Regions from separate parts of the Homo sapiens genome. Here region 1 is linked to region 2. A link is a loop called in an ENCODE intact Hi-C map of the cell type or tissue named here. Cell type or tissue: CD4-positive, alpha-beta T cell. All regions are shown on one strand. Each heading gives the region's core, and the rest is flanking DNA. Links, peaks and the distances in the headings are about the cores only. Region 1 overlaps DLEU1 (deleted in lymphocytic leukemia 1). Region 2 overlaps DLEU2 (deleted in lymphocytic leukemia 2).

What was found. A loop is a pair of places that touch in the nucleus more often than their neighbours do. Peaks named below come from ENCODE experiments on the same cell type or tissue, not always from the same donor. Only the 100,000 strongest peaks of a DNase experiment are listed, where the experiment ranks them.
Region 1: a loop joins it to region 2, with 2.5 times the contacts of the local background. A loop is called at or near these places in 2 of 110 quality-filtered maps.

Annotation. Positions count from the first base shown.
Region 1 is chr13:50,263,987-50,274,163 of GRCh38, reverse strand. The region is part of intron 2 of DLEU1 (deleted in lymphocytic leukemia 1); the gene reads right to left. Among named protein-coding and RNA genes, the nearest start is that of DLEU2, 140 kb to the right of the region's middle. In CD4-positive, alpha-beta T cell, for the core only: a CTCF peak has its summit at 5,658; no DNase peak of the experiment used is centred there.
Region 2 is chr13:49,972,520-49,982,696 of GRCh38, reverse strand. It overlaps DLEU2 (deleted in lymphocytic leukemia 2), which reads left to right. Exons shown (of 14, transcript NR_152566.1): 14 at 1-148. Among named protein-coding and RNA genes, the nearest start is that of MIR3613, 19 kb to the left of the region's middle. RefSeq lists silencers at 5,710-6,004, 9,900-10,092. In CD4-positive, alpha-beta T cell, for the core only: CTCF peaks have their summits at 5,655 and 5,857 (motif pointing left); a DNase peak (open chromatin) is centred at 5,846.

The sequences.
Region 1 (10,177 bases), core at 906-8,905, 290 kb before region 2:
TTGGGCTCAAGAGATCCTCTCACCTCAGCCTCCCAAGTAGCTGGGACTACAGGTGCACACCACCATGCTCAGCTAATTTTTAAAAAATTTTTATAAAGACAAGGTCTCAATATATTGTTCATGCTGGTCTCGAACTCCTGGGCTCAAGTGATCCGTCCAGCTTGGCCTCCCAAAGTGCTGGGATTACAGATGTGAGCCACCATGGCCAACTTCACAGACTCTTTTAAAATAAATCTCACATAATAAATATATGCAGTAAGGACTAAACAGCATCCACGCTTCAAACGCAAAGACCTCAACATATGCACTGGCGACATTGTGCATGCCGGGAAAAATGTAAGCTCGAGGAAAGCAATGCTTCACTTTTCACTGGTGTTCTTTCTCCCTTCAAGAACAGAGTGGATGTGGCCTGCAAGCACTGTCTCCACCAGAATAAACTTCACAAAAATGGTCGGCTTTGGTCAGTTATTATTTTGTTCTTTTTCAACTACTAAAACAATACTTTTTTTTTTTTTGAGACAGAGTCTCACTCTGTTGCCAGGCTGGAGTGCAGTGGCGCCATCTCGGCTCACTGCAATCTCCGCCTTTCAGGTTCAAGCGATTCTCCTGCCTCAGCCTCCCAAGTAGCTGGGACTACAGGCGCGTGCCACCACACCTAGCTAATTTTTGTATTTTTAGTAGAGACGAGGTTTCACCATGTTGGCCAGGATGGTCTCAAACTCCTGACCTCGTGATCTGCCCGCCTCGGCCTCCCAAAGTGCTTGGATTACAGGTGTGAGCCACCATGCCCAGCCAACAAAACTTTTTAAAATAGACTTTATCTCACTGGTATTTTCTCAGTGCTATTAAAGTGATTCCCACTGTATTTCAATAGGAATATTAGATGAGTTGCATTATGTGATCTGGTGGTTCTCTCTGCCATGCTTAAGGAACCATGAAGTATCATTTTCATTGTTTGAGAGTATCATTGGAAAGTACTTGTTGTAAGTCACCATTCACTGCCAGTTGGGGAGAGGGGTTTGTATTTTGGAGGCTCTTATTTTCTCATATAGGGCCTGGCATGTAGAAGTTAGAGGCTGCGCTTGGAGAATGACCAGAGATCTCCCTAATACTCAGTGTTAGACCAGAAAGCCTGAGACTGAGAGGGGTCCTCACTCTCAGATTCTCTCCCCTCACTTCCTTGTCTGTTGGAGTCTTAGTCAGCCCTCCACTTTTTCAATAAAACTTCCCTGAAGCCCCGCTTTGAGATGAATTTTTCTTTCTGTTAAGTTCCCACTGTCTCCAGCTGTTATTACCCTATTTCATTTGGCCTTATATTCTAGTAAGGTGCTTGCACGTCTGTCTCCCTCACTTCTTGGGAATAAGAATTGATCTAATGAATGTGTGATTTTTCTCTGTTGGCATGGAACATGGTATTTGACAGTTAGTAAATCTTTGGTAAGTTGAATTCTATGAACTTTCATCTTTGCACGAAATGGCCAGTCTGATAGATGTATTTTCAGTAACACTTACAAAGACCACGTAACCCTCCACTAAACATGGCGCGTGTATATTTGTTATCAGTCTCACAAGTCACAAAGAGCATGGGTCCCTGCATCCGTGCAGCCCACGCTTCTATCCCAGCTCACTGTAGGCAGCTTCTCCTCTCATTTCTCCCTCTGTAATCTTGCAAATGTTCATTGCTTCATCATCACCCACAGACCAATGGCCCCCAAATTCACACCTCTGGCCCTCATCTGCCTTCTCAAGCTCCACAACTGTACTCTCCTAACTATCTATCCAAATACTCATCTGAATAGCTACAGGTAATTCAAACTCACCATGACAACCATTCTCTCTAAAGCATTACCGGTTTCCTGGGATCAGCAAGTGATAACTACTATGTATGACTGAAGGACACTGAATGCTCTCCACCTAGCCTAACTTTTCCACCATAAGAGTTATTCCTTTGATTAAGGTTCAAGATCTACAAAGATTTTTATTGAGTCAACGTGGTATATAAATTAATGCTAGTAGATTTGTTATGTTTCCCCTTCTTAGCAACATAAGACTATAATCTCATGACTTTATTCCAGCCCCTAATGAGAAGGTCGGTGGCAAGTTATAAAAGGAAAAACAACATCTGCTTGACCATACACCTTATCTAAACCCACAGAGGGTCCATTTACCTCCCTGCTAAATTTAAGCTGGGAAACAGCTGGGATCTTCTCTCACAGGTGTAGAATGCAGAGGGAATCACTAGGTGCACCTCCCCTGATACAAAGGCAAATACATATATGTGTGCCCCCCACACTCACACACATGTGCAGGCAAATACAGGCAAAATCTCATGTAAATGAACATTAAGGCCAATGTTATTCAATGGAACCAAAATTGTAACCAGAGAAAACAGCAATAAACCGAAGGCAGAGGTGTTCCTCAGTGGAGGAAGAACAAATACAGGTGAGTCTTTCTCCAAAATGGCAGCCTAGAGCCCCGGGAGAACATGTGGAGGAATGAAGGAGTTGGTTCCCACCAGCCACCCTACACATACACATGTATGTGCACACATCATGTGTGCAAACAGACACACAAACTCTATGGGGCCAGTAGATGAGAGCCTTTAGCACCAGCAGGTGTTACCATCCCTTCTCCCCCTACCTCACCCCTACCTCTGGCCTGGACTCAACACTTACCCCAGGTATCTGGCCTTAAGGCCAAGGAGAGGGTGCCAGACCCTGGGCCCTGCTGGGCATCCCTATTCCAAGACTGGCCTGGATGAAAACAATCCATCTCAAATCACTTCGGGAAATGGGTAGGCTTATGGGAGAAAGTCATACAAAGATTAAAAAACAAAGTAAGTTCCCCCAGAAGTTCAAGTTTTAATTTTTCCATCTAAGTTTCCCTTTTCTCAAGGCAGTTGCCCCTCTATGTCCTTAACCACTGCCCCCCACCCACCACCTTTTCTTCCATCCATGGGCATCTTGACCAACATTTCTTCTCTGCTCTCCCACTGAAAAAAGGAGGGAAAACATTTTGATCCCCTCTTCTCTCTTTCCTCCCAAAATCATGCTTTTAAACAGCCAGATATAACTCAAAAAAGGTGCTGTGTTTCACACCCTTGCACTAACTGCTTGTGGTGTTTTACAATGTGTCCAGAGAATCATCCGGCACACTAGACTGCCTTCAGCATTGCTTTTGGAACTTCTGCTTTTCAAGAAAACTCCTATGAAGACATAAATTATTTTAGTGGTTCCAATCACTTTGATTGCTCAGGCTGACTTGAAATATATTCTGGAAGCTTTACCTTGATGTAAACTGCCTTCATGCTAGCTTTTTACTTTGTTCTTTCCCCAAGTGCTCAGGTGTTCAGGCATAATGTGATCTGAGAAGACTGTTTTGCATGTTGCAGTCTTATCTCCCAGCCTAGGGTTTCACCATGGATCCCATGGGATTTTGCCCTGTAGCTTGGGGACAGACTGAAGGGGGCAGTTAGAGTGCCCCAGATGTAGCCTCAGGGCAGAATCAAAGAAGAGTATTCTAGGACAAACAAAGGTGTCCTGGGCCTCAGCTGGAAGGGTCCCCACTTGTTTGAGTTGAGAGGAGACACTCCTCAAGATGGCAGCTTTGATCTTCAAGAACTTAGAAGGCCAGAATTGTTTTGTTTTGTTTTCCACATCCTCCCTCCCTAGTTGAGAGGGAATAAAATTTATGGAAGTATAACTCAATGTTGTTAGGGAAAGTAAATTTCTATAAATGAAATTATATTTGCCCTTAGCTTTCATTAAGTTACACTCCCATAAAATAAACATCTGTGCATAAGACATATAACTAGATTAAAGAATATGACAAAGCCTTTGAAATCATATATGTAATGAAATGATGCATTTATGATAAAACATTAACAATTATGAAAAGTCTTCATGTCATTCAAATTACCTCTTCAAATTCTAAGTGTCAAAACATTCTTATCAGATGATGATAATCAGAGGTTGAGGGCTGGGGGGGTGAATGGGAAACAAGGAGTTGTTAGTCAAGGAGGACAAAGTTTGAGTTAGACAGGAGGAATAAGTTTTTGAGGTCTATTGCACAGCAGGATGACTATATTCAATGATAATGTATTACATATCCCAAAAGAACTAAGACAGTAAATTTTAAATATCTCTGCACAAAATATGGTAAGTACCTGAGGTGATAGATATGCTAATTAGCTTGATTTAACCATTCCACATTGTATGCATATATCAAAACATCACAATGTACCCCATAAATATATACAATTAAGATTTGTTAATTCAAAATAATATTGAATTTTTTAAAAAAATTCTTATTAGGCAAATTCCATAGAAGGGGAGACACATGTTGGTTAATAACTTTGGAATGTCAGTCTTTATCTCATCCTAATATAAACAGTCCTATTTAAAGCTCTAACACACCTCTAACTGTTTCTTCTGACGAATGTTTAATTTACATGATAGGTGGATCTAAATTGTGTGTTTCATAGGGTTAGGGTTCTTATAGCTCTCCATGTGTTTATTTAGTAGCTTCCATAAATTCTTCATGGAGAAATTCATATCAGTACACACAAACTAAAAAGGCTATTGCCTTGTCTTATTATAACTAAGAATGAGAAGGGTGAAGATTTTCCCAGAGTGAGATGTTTCGTATGCAAGATCTATCAGCCTGTTCTTAAGCTGTAATATTAGCAGCAGTTGGAGATAATTTTTTTTTCAGTTTTAAACCATCAAGTGGAAAATACTAATTGCTAAAGTGTTTTTAATCTGCCACTACCTGTGCTTACAATTCGTTTTTGCAACTAGTGTCCATGGCCAAACCTCTTCCCTCCTCTCCAATAAATAAATGACAAATTTTTTAATTTAATAAGAAACAAATCACAGAAAGAACTGTTAGGGAGCTTTCCTTGTTCATCTCAAACGCCTGTTATAACAAAAAGTTAACCTAAACTCCCAAGCTGTGAGCTGAGGGGAAAAAGGGATGTTGAAAGGCATGTGTTTTATTTACTGCCATTTTGAATGTTTAAAACCTGAGAGTACTAAATGGGAAATTCAGCGCCCGTCTGCCAGGCTGGACCAGCAATCAATCTTAAAGCATTAATCAGGGGAGGCTATGGCAGTGAACGTTATCACCTTGCTGAGAAAGAAATCCCTTTGAAGGCAATGATGACTTGGCAGGCAGGGGTCTTCCCAGAAGTGTGGACTGCAAAGCATCTGGGAACCAAACAAATGACGGCACCCTCTCCAGATGTGCAGAATGGCCGCTTTCTTTGGAAAAAGAAATTTCTAATCTCATTTATTCTCCTCCACCACTATGCATTCCTCCCAAGCCTCCAACCCCTCCAGAAAAATGTTCCTCCCGAGTTCCCAACCCCTCCAAAAAAATGTCCACCAAGTTTCCTCTGCTAACACTTGAGAGCAGAAGTGGGAGTCAACCAAGCTGATAAACCATCAGGCTTAAATATGCTTTTCAGAGAAAATCTTCTTACTCCTTTCCTCTAGGGGGACCCTTATCTAGACTTTTAAGGAATTTGATTTGATTAAAATATGATTAAAGCAAGATAAATCTATGGCAGGCAGCATAGTTTTCTATCACCACAAAATTAATGGTGAAAAAAATTCCAGCCATGTTGTAAATTCATTAGAATAAATTAATAGTTCCATCGATGTACTCAAAATTAAAATGTGGTTGTCATAAATGTAATTAAGTAATTCAGTGGAAAGATTAAATGCTGAAACAATTACCCACATAGTTTAAAGCATTATAAAAATATGAGAAAGAAAAATGGAAGCTGTTATTAATAGAACATGGGGATTTTCATGTCTTTGGCTTTTTTTCTCATTCCCTCGTAATGAAAAGAAAGAGAAAATAATATTTATGAAATGCCTTATATGGGACAATAAGTACTTACTACCTATTATTCCACTTGATTACCATAACAATCTTGCAAGTCCAGTTTACAGATAAGGCAAAGGTCACTGAAGTTTGGAAGTGCCAGGTAATTTGCCCAAGACCACATAGCTGACCAGTGGCCAAGTTAGCATTCCAGTTAAGGTCTGTCCAACTCCAAAATAACATGCTCTTTCATCTGTGCCACTCGGCCTCTCACCTCAACCTTCTGTTCCACATGCTTCTCTGTAGAAGCACAGACTGTAGCCCTAGCCACTCCTGTGCTCCCTTCAATCCTGTTCCAGCCTAGAGTCATCAAGGAAGGTAGATTCCTCTCTCTGGCCCCATGACTATAACCTTGACTTCTATTTAATGTTTAATGTACAAGGGTCAAGGAACAGTAATGTAAAAAATAATGATATTAAAATAAAACAGGAGGCAAGCAATGTGATTGGGCTCTCTCACTCTCAATCTCTCTCTCTCTGTCTCGGAGCCTACAGATATCTAATATAAGTCCCTTGTGGTGAGAAGGTACCAGGAGGGCTGCTAACAGTAAATTGGGAGTGGGTGTGGCAAAATGCAAAAGAAAGAAAACTGCTAAAAAAGACTGGCCATATGTAGCAAATTATAAGTTATCTGGCTGCAAATATAATTTCTGCACCCAGGGCCAGTTGGGGAACACACCTCAGACACACTATAAGAACCCCTGGGTAAGACTCAGTGAAGGTCCCAACAGGGCAACCAAACAAAACCATTCTAAGGTGTGGATCTTCTCCAGGATTGATGCCACTGTGAACAGTGGGTCTAGAGGCTGACAAACTGGTGTTAACAGAGGTAATGATGTTACATATTTTGGGGCTCCCTCATAACAGGCCGTTCAGCTTCGGCCTGTAAAAAGTTAACATCCTGGCATGATCCAAACGTTGGAGATTTCTGAAAATGTACAGAAAGGTTCCATTCACCTAAAGTTATCGTTACTAAAGACCACAAACCAAGAAACAAAGGAACTTCCTGCACTCTCAGTAACAAGACCACCTTATGTAAGAACACACACCATCCACATCCCACCCCCAAGAATGCTTTCTGCAAAAGTGGAAGAAGCTGGGAAGTGTGTGCTGTGGCTTCAAAGTCCCTTCTCCACAAACTGCTTTCTTCGTTATCCTGAAACAGCCTGAAATTCACACATCACACTCCCCTTTGGAATAACACCCCCAAAGGATCCTGTTAGGGTGTAAACTTTATCTTGAAGAATTAAACCAAAAAGCTAATACTATCTATGAACATCACAGGGTCAAAAAGGTTATTGGAATAGCTCTTGTTATTAAAAAAGGAAGAGACCCAGAGATTCCTGGGACTCCAGTAAGAGACCATTACTACCCCGAGAACACACCAGTTCTAGCAAAGCCCTACTGTCTTCATACTAGCGGGGCTCACCAGAGAAAACATAAATCACGTGAAACCCAGCACAACAGCAGATACCACTCTTTATAACCAAACACCTGTTTCCACCACTTACCAGTACCTCTTGTAGTTTTATCTAGTTAACTCCAGACATACACTTCCTTCCTTTCTGCCTTTCTCTCCCAGGTTTGCAGTTAAGTGTCAACAGGGCAGGGGAGGGGGTCGGGCGCGGTGGCTCACGCCTGTAATCCCAGCACTTTGGGAGGCCGAGGTAGGCGGATCAGTTGAAGCCAAGAGTCAAGACCAGCCTGGTCAACATGGTGAAACCTCGTCTCTACTAGAAATACAAAAATTACCTGGGCGGTGGCACACACCTAATCCCAGCTACTCAAGAGGCTGAGGTACGAGAATCACTTGAACCCAGGAGGCAGAAATTGCAGTGAGCTGAGATCGCACCACTGCACACCATCCTGGGTGACAGAATGAGGTGTGTCTCTAAATCAATCAATCAAACAATCAATCAATCAATAAAACAGGAAAGGAGGGAGTGGAACCGGTTCCACTAGGGCTAGCCTCTAAAAGGAAGGGGGCTTTATTCTTAGCATGTATGACAAGGACTTCCCTGTCAGGTGCTCCCGGCACCCTGGCCCCTCAAGCTGCAAAGGTTTCAGAAAATCAAACATGACTTATCTTCTCCAAGTCTGCAGACCTTAGATATATATCCAATACAACACAGGATTTGTTTTGACATTAAGTGATTTTTCAGTAGTGTTTCTGTTAGGTGAAGTGAGCTTTTGCTGAATTTGTGCTTCTGCAGGCTTTCACTATTTTTTGACACATGGATGAAGATACTCCCAAACTTTCACTTCCCTGGAGACTGGGACACCCACAAGGCTCCACCACAGAAACCAAGTCAGCCCAGGCTCTTACCTCCAAGTGGTTTCTGCCCTTTTGAGATTTTATTCTATATTTTAGGGTATCATAACTTGGTAAAATATTTTAAATTCTTTTTTAAATTAGGCAGTGTAAAAGCCATGAAATAAATGATAACTGGGGAGGTTATAAACCACATTTCTCTACAGGTAGAACATGCCACAAGTATGGTGTAGTGAAAGGGGGCTGGGAAGGGAGCCAGGGGGTCAGAGGCCAGGTGACCTCCCGGTGTGGGAGGATCGGCTGGGTGGTGCCGAGACATTCAATCCCTCAGGGCCTGCGTCTTATGCCTCTGTAGTGAAGAGAGGAGTGGGGAGTTCTCTGAGGACTATTCCAGACACCTGGTTCTATAATTGGAAGGATTTATTAAAGGGCATCTTTCTACTTCTTCTCTTCAGAAATCCTTTTCATCTAAGGTATGTGTCTCAAATGAGTAGCAGAGGCAAGACGTGATGACATCAGGAAAGACTGTGCAAGTAGGGCTGTGCAGACGTCAGGAGCACCACAAAACGTCGAGGCAGTTTCTGACTTAAAATCCCAGCACTTTGGGAGGCCAAGGCAGGCAGATCTCGAGGTCAGGAAATCGAGACCATCCTGGCTAATGTGGTGAAACCCCATCTCTACTAAAAACACAAAAAATTAGCTGGGCATGGTGGCGGGCGCCTGTAGTCCCAGCTACTCTGGAGGCTGAGGCAGGAGAATGGCGTGAACCCGGGAGGTGGAGCTTGCAGTGAGCCGAGATCACGCCACTGCACTCCAGCCTGGGCGACAGAGTGAGACTCCGTCTCAAAAATAAATAAATAAATAAATAAATAAATAAATAAATTCTTCACACTGAAATCGAACTGACCATCAGAAAAGGTGCTATGTCCATGCACCTACAATCATCTCCTTTTCTCCCCCTCTTTGCAATCATTGCCCTTAGTACAAGTTGATGGTGGGTGTGCTGCTACATGTGGATACGGCTGATTGGCCTGGTAATGAATGAGCTTGGTGGCTTTGCCCATGCTGGGAAAAATGCTGAAAACACTGAACAACCAAGGCAGGGCTTTAGCCGATCAGATGGACACCCAATCAGCAGCACAGTTGCAGGCTGGGATGCCACATGCCTGGGCCGTACCCCATCTCACATTCCTCTTCCCAGGGGAAGGAGGACACAGAGATATCATTGGGTGGTGCTGGCCCTGGTGACACCAGCACATTTTAGTGACAGAATCTACTTGCAAAAACTGCTATAACCCACAAGACAGTCGACTCGAATAAGGAGACAATATGTTTATAAAATATGGACTGTATCTATTTATCTATCTTCTATTTTAATATTACAAGAACTCATAAAACAAAAACTAGATTCTTAACAATAACCTCTGCCTAATTATATGGTTCCTCGATTCCATTCACTTGGCTCTACCCATGTGAAATAACAGTCATTCTAAATCCTATGTTCAGTACTCCCTTGCTTTTTGTGATGTAAGTTTTATTGCATTTATATTTATTCAAAAAATAATAATATTTTCAGCCAGGCGCGGTGGCTCACGCCTGTAATCCCAGCACTTTGGGAGGCCAAGGTGGGCGGATCACCTGAGGTCAGGAGTTCACAACCAGCCTGGCCAACATGGTGAAACCCCGTCTCTACAAAAAAAAAAAAATACAAAAATTAGCCAGGTGTGGTGGTGCATGCCTGTAATCCCAGTTACTCCGGAGGCTGAGGCAGGAGAATCGCTTGAACCCAGGAGGCAGAGGTTGCAGTGAGCCAAAATGGTACTATTGCACTCCAGCCTGGGCAACAAGAGCGAAACTCCATCTCGAAATAAATAAATAAATAAATAAAATAGTATTTTCATTTTGGTTGGTTTTGACATATAAAACAACGTATGACATATAAAAGTATAGCGTTTTGTGTGTGTTCTTTTGGAACGTCTTTTAGCTTAATATTATATTGCTAAGATTCACCCACATT
Region 2 (10,177 bases), core at 932-8,931:
TATGTGTGGCCTAAGTGGCAATTGATCAATACCCCAATCTCAAGCCTGTACATTGTTACTGGTTGACTGGTTGGTTGCCTGGTGGGCTTTTTGTCCTTCCAGATGTTTTTCTACCTTCTGCCTTTTCCAATAAAGCTTCCATTATAGGCGTATTTTCCTTCTTCCCTGCATACCCCACAGAAGGAAAGCTGCTAAAATCTCAGAGCCGGAAAGTTCCAAGGGGGCTGCAGCAGCCCCTCTCTCCTAGTTTTTGTTCACCCTTACTAAGAGCAAGGCAGCTCAAGTCAGATTGCTGCATGTGCATTTTGACTCCATCATTGAGCAAGTTCATTTATTCACTATTCATTCAGCAACATTTGAGCACTTCTCTCTTCCTCCATGGCCACCATTCTAGCCCATGCCACCATGATTTATTGTTTCTGTCTTTGATGCTGAGCCTGTCTCCCTACAGCCACATGGTCCTTCTACACAATCATATCACTGCTCTGCTTACATCCCTTCCCCAGCTTCCCACCCACTTAGTCCAAGTCCAAGTCCCTTGGTTGGGAGCCAACAGATTCCTACAGGTCTGCCATCTCCCCAACCCATGGCCAAGCCATCTCTGACTTCTGCCTGTGCGCTCTACTCTAGCCACATCGGCCTCCTTGCTATTCCTCAAACATGCCAAACTCGCCTCTTCCTTAGCAACTTGGCATTTTTTTTTCCCTCTGCCTAGAATGTTCTTCCTCCAAAGTCTACCTGGCTCACTCCTTCCTCTCCTTCAGTTGTTCTGCTCAGATGTCACCTTCACGGGAAAGTCTTCCTGGCCATCCTATTACAAATGGTGGCCTCTCACTGCCTCACAGCACTCCCTGGTCTCCTTTCCTGCTTCATTTTTCTCCATGCCACTTATCGCCACCTGACATACTTTGTATTTCTTTGATTACTGTCTCCTCCCACTAGAATGTGAGCTCTGTACAGAAGCAATATGCTAGCAGCTATAAGAGTGTCTGGCACATGGCAGGCCCTCAGTAAATATTAGTTGAATGAATGAATGAAGAGTTTGCATGCAGCAATGGGGAGCCAGATCAGGTACGGCCTTGTAAGTCCTGGAAAAGACTTTGGGTTTTATTTTAAATATGAAGAGAAGCCATTGGAGAGCACATCATCTGATATACAGTTTAGAAAGATCACTCTGGGCTAGGAGTGGTGGCTCATGCCTGTAATTTCAACGCTATGGGAGACTGAGGCAGGAGGATCACTATAGGCCAGTAGTTCAAGGCCAGCCTAGCAGCCATGCACGGTGGCTCACACCTGTAATCCCAGCACTTTGGGAGGCCAAGGTGGGCAGATCACCTGAGGTCAGAAGTTCGAGACCAGCCTGGGCAACATGGTGAAACCCCAACTCTACTAAAAATACAAAAATTAGCCAGGCATAGTGGTGGGCGCTGGTAGTCCCAGCTACTCAGGAGGCTGAAGCAGGAAAATCACTTGAACCCGGGAGGCAGAGGTTGCAGTGAGCCAAGATCACACCACTGCACTCCAGCCTGGGCAAAAGAGCAAGACTCCATCTCAGAAAACAAAACAAAACAAAACAAAAAACCAGCCTAGGAAACATAGCGGGACTGCATCTCTACAAAAAATTAAAAATTAGCCAGGTGTGGTGGTATGCACCTGTAGCCTAAGCTGCTTGAAAGGCTAAAGTGAGAGGACCACTTGAGCCCAGGAGATTGAAGCTGCAATGAGCTATGACCACACCACTGCACTGCAGCCTGGGCAATAGACTTAGACCCTGTCTCAAAAAACAAACAAACAACAACAACTAAAAAAACCCACCCTGCCCATTGTGTGGAAGGAAGATGGTACTAAGGGTAAGAGTGGCCCCGGGGGACAGTTTGGAGGCTAATGCGACATCTAAGCAAGAAAGATAATGAGGACTTGAGCTAGGGTAGGAAAAAAGGTCATATTTTAAAAATATATTTTGGAGTTATAGCTGACAGAACTTGTTAATAAATTGGAGGAGGGGCCAAAGAGGAAAAGAGAAATGGAGGATAACTTCCAGGCTTGGGGCCTCAATACTGAATCTCCCTGAGCCTGTTTACTGTTCTGTAAAATGAGGGTAACTGGGCCCCCCCACCATGGGATCTCTGTGAGGAAGGAGGTAGAGGATATAGACTGCCCATACTGACAGGCACATGGTAAACCCTCAGTGCACAGTAGCTCTTATCATTGCCCCAGTGATGACTGTATTTCCCCTGCTTCATCCATAAATAGGATTACAGAAATAACCACCCCATAGAGACTGGGGAAAAAAACTTCTTGTAGAGTGTACCCTCCCCTCCTAAGGGATAGACTTGTACTTTAACAGAATACTTAACAGTAGTGTTGAAACATGTTATTTGCACACAGATAAATAAAAGGATTCCTCATATTTCAAAAGAAGTGTAACACTGTTTTAAGTAGTGTTTGTCCATTCAATACTTAATAGCAGGAGTAACTAAAAGCTGAAATTACAAACCCCTGCTGATTAAAAATAAATCAAAACATAAGATATAAAGCACATGTGAAATAATAATGATTTTTTTTTTTTTTTTTGAGACGGAGTCTCGCTCTTGTCACCAGGCAGGAGTGCAGTAGCACGATCTTGGCTCACTGCAACCTCCACCTCCCAGGTTCAAGCGATTCTCCTGACTCAGCCTCCCGAGTAGCTGGGACTACAGGCACCGTGGCACCATGCCCAACTAATTTTTGTATTTTTAGTGGAGACAGGGTTTCACCATGTTGGACAGGATGGTCTCGATTTCTTGACCTCATGATCCACCCACCTCAGCCTCCCAAAGTGCCAGGATTACAGGCATGAGCCCCCGCGCCTGGCCATAATAACGATTTTTTTTTTTTAGATGGAGTTTCGCACTTGTTGCCCAGGCTGGAGTGCAATGGCATAATCTCAGCTCACCACAACCTCTGCATCCTGGGTTCAAGTGATTCTCCTGCCTCAGCCTCCTGAGTAACTGGGATTACAGGCATGCACCACCATTCCTGGCTTTTTTTTTTTTTTTTTTTTTTTTTTTTTTTTGTATTTTTAGTAGAGACAGGGTTTCTCCATGTTGGTCAGGGTGGTCTTGAACTCCTGACCTTAGGTGATCCGCCCACCTTGGCCTCCCAAAGTGCTGGGATTGCAGGGGTAAGCCACCGCGCCCCGCCGCAACAATGACTTTTTTAAAAAACAGGCATTTACTGCATTTTCGTACACTAGAAGCTAAAATACCATGCTGTCCAGTTCAAAACAGGACACCTGGCAACCCTGTTCCTAACAGCTTTCTGCAAAGCCAACACCCAGTGCTTTCTGGCTGCATTGGCCTGTCCTCATTTCCCCCTGGAAAACTTGTTTTAAACAGTACAGATAACATTCTGCCTCTATTACAATTAGCAGCTTCTCTCACCAGGTTATCTAGTGTGGCAAGTGCTAGTGCGGAGTCACTTAGTATCTTCTTTCAAAACCTCCCAGTGGCTGCCTTCAGGTAGCATGTGAAAAGCTGCTCATGGGGAATTCAGCAGCTGCTTCAGGCCCTCCAGGGCATTTCTTGCTGGCATCTTCTGCCTCACCAGATCGCCCTGATTATTAGTGATCTGGGCCCCCTACCTAATGGAAAACCAGCCACTCTTCTTCCCAGCCCCAATGGATATTGATGAGGGGTCCTTAAATCTGGGATCCTTTCCCCTCCTTGCCCAATAATTGAACTCCTAAAATCCTTTTACTACCTGGGAATCTGCAAAGACAACCTTGAATTTGAACTGGAGCTAGAAGGACTTCCTCCGAACGAATTTGCCCATAGATGACTCTCTGGTACATGGTCTCTGTTGTTCAACTTTCTCTATTCTGAAGTCTAGAAGACACCCTTGCTTCTGAAAGTGGGGCCTAAGAACCTGCAGCCTCACCAGGGAGCTTGGTAGAAATCCAGAATCTGAGGCAGGATTCTAGACTTATTGGATCAGATTCTGCATTTCAACAAGATTCCCCAGTGACCCCCAGGCATCTTCAAATTTGAGAGGCCAGGAAAGTGCTCAGGCCCTGCCCTTCCCTTCCCGTTGGCTGGGGAGAATTCCTGTAATTTGCCCTGTTTACGGGTCCTTAATCTCCAACTTCACTGTCCTCGCTTTCCAAAGAATCCTGAGTGGCTTCCTTCCAACACCTTATCTGTCTTCCCCCACGCCCCTGAAGCCAGGGCCTCTTTTCTTCAAGGCCACCCCCCAACTCATCTCAGGCTGAGGCTCCTCTCTTGAGGCCATATCCCATGGTAGCATTTCTTTGAGGGCTGCTTTTCTGCCGTTTTTCTCCCCAGGTAGGGCCTCTAAAACCGATGGAAGTGAAGTGCTACACCTCAGAGCTGCTTTAGCCCTTAGAGCTGGCCAGGGTCTGAGTGGGCCTCTCACAGGGCCACAGGACTGCCCTTTCCCCCAGCATGCCTAGAAGCTGAGACCACTCACACCACATGAACATGCTATCCTTGTTCCTCTTTCCTGCCAGCCTCAACACAACCAGAATACAGCCCAATAATGGCTGCCTACAAATGGGAGGCACCCAGGGAAGGGAGGGGGTGCTGATTAAGAACCAGCCTGGAGGAGGATCATGGTTTCTCTGAAACAAGAAGGAGGTGAGGGTTGATGCGGAAGGTATATTAGAAATGCTTCAAGCACTTGATGCTTTGAGGGTTTGGGGATTTGAGTTTGGGTTTGTTTTTTAAGCTTAACAATGTGAAAAAGATGTCAAATAACTTTTCTGAACTGTGGCAATCAGAGCCTTGTCCAGAATCATAACTTAATGGCTTTTTGGCTCTCAATTTGATGGTCAGTTTGGCTAACCAACACTTTTTAATTCTGTGTTATTTATTACTCAGTTGATCCCCCCCATAATATGTTAAAAGCCTACTTCCAACCTGTTAAAATGTACCCTTGGAGTGCTGTCCAGATTCACCATTAAAATAGTGTCTTTCCAGTCTTATGTATTTTATTCAGCAGTTACTACAGTACTTTTTTTTTTTTTTTTGACAGGATCTCATTCTGTTGCCCAGGCTGGAGTCCAGTGGTGTGATCACAGCTCACTGAAGCTTTGACCTCCTAGGCTCAAGCTATCTTCCTGCCTCAGGCTCCTGAGTAGCTGGGACTATAGGCACATGCCACTATACCTGGCTAATTTTTAATTTTTTGTAGAAACTGGGTCTCGCTATGTTGCCCAGGCTGGTCTCGAACTCCTGGGTTCAAGCATTCCTGACACTTTGGCCTCCCAAAGTGCTGGGATTACAGGCATGAGATGCCATGCCTGGCCATATTTTTATTTTTAAATCTTTCTATTTAAATAAGGAGAGGGAGAGAGAGAGAAAGCTCTAGGTGCATTTTTTCCAAATGGACACCTTGCCATGTTTTCAACACACATCTAAAGCCTGAATTGAGAGTATAATTTTTCTGTAGATACATCACCTTGAGGAATTTTATAAACTTCAGTTTCCTCATCTGAGAAATGAGGTAGTTGGATTAGATGAACTGGCTCATCAAGTGAGTATAAGGAGCCTTCCAAATTTAAGAATTATTAACATTTCCCGGAAGACTAACCAGGCAATTTTTCTTCTTTAGGTTTGACTTTCTGAGATGTCATGGCTTAGTATTCTTTAAGCAAATTCTGGAATGTTCTTGTCCCTTTGGAATAATTGTAATGTGGATTTGTTCTGTGCAACTGATGATATTCTAATGTGTTTGGGCAGGTTTAAGTCTAAATTTCCAAAGTCTCACACCTGTGGTTTTACCAAAAAGGTACTGCTCAAGGAAACCAGTGATGGGCAAAGGATGCATGGTATAGCTATGATGCAAGAGCGCCCTCTGCAGGCCATGCGAAGATGAGTCTCTTTCTTAAAGGGTAGCTTTTCCGCTCTTTGTGTAGAGTACAACCCTTCCCTTCCTCCTGTAGCATTCTCATCAAGAAACATTTGTTTAGTGCTTACCCTGAGCTAGGCACAGTGTGCTTAGGGCTGGGAACACAAAAATAAAAGCATCCTAGGCTTAAAGGATCTCACGGTCTAATGGGGTACATCCCAATCAGATCATTATAATGCAACCTGAGAGGTGTGTCACTGGAGCTGTGCCTCATGTCCCCATTAGTTTGCAATCACAAGTTGCACACAAGAGCCGAAATCAAACTGTACAGTACAATGCTTTTTTGTTAGGAGAGAAGGACTGGTGACTCACCCTAGCATTTTCTCTTTGCACAGAAACAGATGCCCTGCCCAGAAGCAACACGGCTAATGGGTGCCACCGTGGAGACCCAGGCAACCTGAGAGTAGTCCTGACAGCCAGACCTCCAGGGTGGAAATGGGAAGGTCTACAGAGAAAGGTCAGGATTTAACAGGGAAATGGAGGAGGGCAAGAATGGGGGTCAGGAGGTATCTACGCATTTTGATATGAAATTAAGAAGTTCATTTAAAATATACAACCAAGGCCCGTGACACTTTTTGTAACAAGATTCTAGCTTATCTTCCCACTAGATTTTGTTGGACTTTTTTCAAATTGTATCTGATTGTGTTTTTCAAACTAGGCCAGGAGGGCCCCTCAACTTCTAAAATACAAAAATTCTTTCTGCTCCTCTTTTCAAATCTTCTCAGATTCTGGACACACCCAGAAATTCCATGTGCCTTTTTACTCCCTTAATCCTGTTAACTTTTTGTCTCTTCTTAGCAATGACTTCCTTTCATTTTAGAGAAAGTTCTGCTGGTAACATACTGTATAAGCCAGGAGAGAAAAAGAACTTGAAAGAGGAACACATTTTTCTTCATTTTTTTTTTTTCAAAAAAGGTAAGGGAAAAAAATAAAGGAAGTGGAGAAATATACTACTCAGTACAGTTGTCAAACAAATTTCTTGGAACCATGGCCTACAAGAATACCTATCTTAACTGCATTGCACTAGAAACCACATTTTCATATTCCTTTTGTGATAATTCTAAGATAATGAATTAGATGTTAGCCATTGTTTTCCAGAATAGAATTTCTGGAGTTACTGGTAGTTCAGGGAATTTTAGTCACAAGATATATATTTTCTGTACCTTTGTGTGTGTGTATATGTGTGTATGCATATATACTTATATACATGCACATATATACACATACACACAAACATGCATGTGCTATAGCTTTTGAATGGAGATATATGTGTGTGTACACACACACACATTCATTCATTCATTTATATCATACAGCTTCTCTGAAGAGCAACAGGAGAAAAATGCAGGAAATATAAAGGCAACCTGGGGTCAGTCCTATGCAGTGAGCTCTTTGAGGTCTCCATCAGAAATAAAAGATTTCAGTCTTTTTTGGCTGGGCACAGTGGCTCACACCTGTAATCCTAACACCTTGGGAGGCCAAGGTGGGAGGATTAACAAAAAATACAAAAATTAGCCGGGGGTGGTGGTGGGAGCCTGTAGTCCCAGCTACTTGGGAGGCTAAGATGGTAGGATCACCTGAGCCAGGGAGATGGAGGCTGCGGTGAGCCATGATCGCACCACTGCACACCAGCCTGGGTGACAGAGTGAGACCCTGTCCTAAAAAAAAAAAAAAAAAAAAATCAATCTTTTCATAGTTATTCAAATTAAAACAACAAAATAGAGATGTGAAGACTTGGCTCAGGAAGATTCAGTCATCTCAACAGTCACTGTAAAGAACTGCCATCAGACTCCTTTTGACTCTAAATGGCAAAGGATACCAACACTGTTCTTCCTAGGAAGCTAATCTATAGTTAAAATAGGCACATTGCATAGCTCTGTGTATCTACAGTGTTGTAATTGTCTAACAGAGTGGAGATACTAAATGTACTCAGTGCATAAAACACATTTTATTTAAAATAGAGAGGAAATTCCTGAGGGAACAATAAAATCAAGGATGTTACAGTAATTTCATGAGCCATCCAGATATAATTACCAACAAATAAAAATAAAATATTTCATAATGCTCTGTTTTATTTAAATATTGGCTTATAAGGCATTGTTCTGTTATTTTCTTTGGTTAAAACAAAGTTTTTAAAATCAATATCTCATACTTGTTAGTATGTATTAGTGGGAAACCTTTATAATAAAGTAATTTTATGTGCAAAAGCTGCCTAGTTTCCAGCTCTGGGGCATTCCGGGAGCACAAACCTCAGGGGCATCATTATGGCCCAAAAAACCTGGGGATTGAGTTGACGGGGCTTTACCCAAGAGGACCTAAAACAACACAGTTAAAGATGGAGAAACAGGCCGGGTACGGTGGCCTCCCACTTTGGGAGGCCAAGGTGGACAGATCACCTGAGATCCGGAGTTCGAGATCAGCCTGACCAACATGGAGAAATCCTATCTCTACTGAAAGTACAAAATTAGCCAGGTGTGGTGGCACATGCCTGTAATCCCAGGTACTCAGGAGGCTGAGGCAGGAGAATCGCTTGAACCCAGGGGGCAGAGGTTGCAGTGAGCCGAGATCACGCGATTGCACTCCAGCCTGGGCAATAAGAGCCAGACTCCGTCTCAAAAGAAAAAAAAAAAAGATGGAGAAACAGAAGCCCAGGGTTCAGCTGTTAAGAGAGGCCTGGCAAGGGACAGTCAATAATGGGAGAACAGTAGGGGTTAGAACCTAGATGCTGAGAATAAGATAAAACAAGGCTTCACAAGGCCTGAATCAACTAGAACTAAGTTTAAAACTAAAAGTATGGATGAGAAGATGTGCAAGACTATTCCTTGTCCCTCTTAAATTAGCAATTTAATTTACACTGAGAAATGTATGGCCATAAGGGACCAAAAAAATAATAATAATGTTGACATGATTGCCTTTTTTTTTTTTTTTGAGATGGAGTCTCACACTGTCACCCAGGTGGTGTGCAGTGGTGCGATCTCGGCTCACCGTAACCTCTGCCTCCCAGGTTCAAGCAATTCTCCTACTTCAGTCTCCCAAGCTAGGATTACAGGTGCCCACCACCACACCCAGCTAATTTTTTTTATTTTTAGTAGAGACGGGGTTTCACCAGGTTAGTCAGGCTGGTCTCGAACTCCTGACCTCAAGTGATCCACCCGCCTCAGCCTCCGAAAGTGCTGGGATTACAGGCGTGAGCTACTGCACCCGGATTGGCCGATTTCCTTCTCAAATTCTAGACATGTGGTGTGACAGCTCTTAATCACAAGCTATTTTATGGGTTTACCTGACAAAGCACTGTTACAGAGACTAGAAATACCCAAAGAAATACTGCATCCTCTCCGCAGACCTACATGGGAATCAGAAGGTGGACTGCTGAACAACAGATCAGCACAAGAAGTTCAAAGAATGAAGTTGCAATGTCATTAGGCTATGATAGCTTAGGCATCCATCTGACTATTGGAGTGTCTTATTCCCATACAGCATCTATATTAGGGCTAGATTTGCTACTGGGGCCCGAAATGCTGGCAGTCCTATGGTATTCAGAGCTGTAAAAAAAGAGGGAATCAAAAAGACTAGGAGTTCATTTCGACAGCCTTGGCAATGTATAGGATTTTGCGATTTTCTTTTGTAAATTGGAGATTCTTTTTTTCATGCATAAAACATTTTTCATAGAACTGTAAAAAGCTCCCAGACCCTTGGTGTGGGGCCTATACTATTCAATGGATAAACTGGCCCTCTCTGTCGTAGCCTCAAAGATGTAGGAAACAGCATTCCTGATAGAATTAAGGGAGTTGGAGGTGCTGGTTACTGGGAATAAGCCACGATGGAAGCTCCATGGGAGCAGAAGCAAAACTGTATCCCCAGCACCTACACAGGGCCTGGTTCCTAGTAGGGAAAGGTAAATATTTGAAAATGAATGAACAAATTACTAGATAAACCAGAAAGTGAAAGTAGAAGGGAGATGAGATAACTAGATTTAAGTAAACAAAACCTCAAGAAATCAGAATTCAAGAAATTATATCAAGTATAAAAGACTCTAGCAGGCTGGACGTGGTGGCCCACGCCTGTAATCCCAGCACTTTGGGAGGCCGAGGCGGGTGGATCAAGTTTGAGACCGGCCTGACAAACCTGGTGAAACCCCGTCTCTACTAAAAATACAAAAACTTAGCTGGGCATGCTGGAAGGTGCCTGTAATCCAGCTACTTGGGAAGCTGAGGCAGGGGAATCACTTGAACCCGGGAGGTGGAGGTTGTAGTGAGCCGAGATCACACCA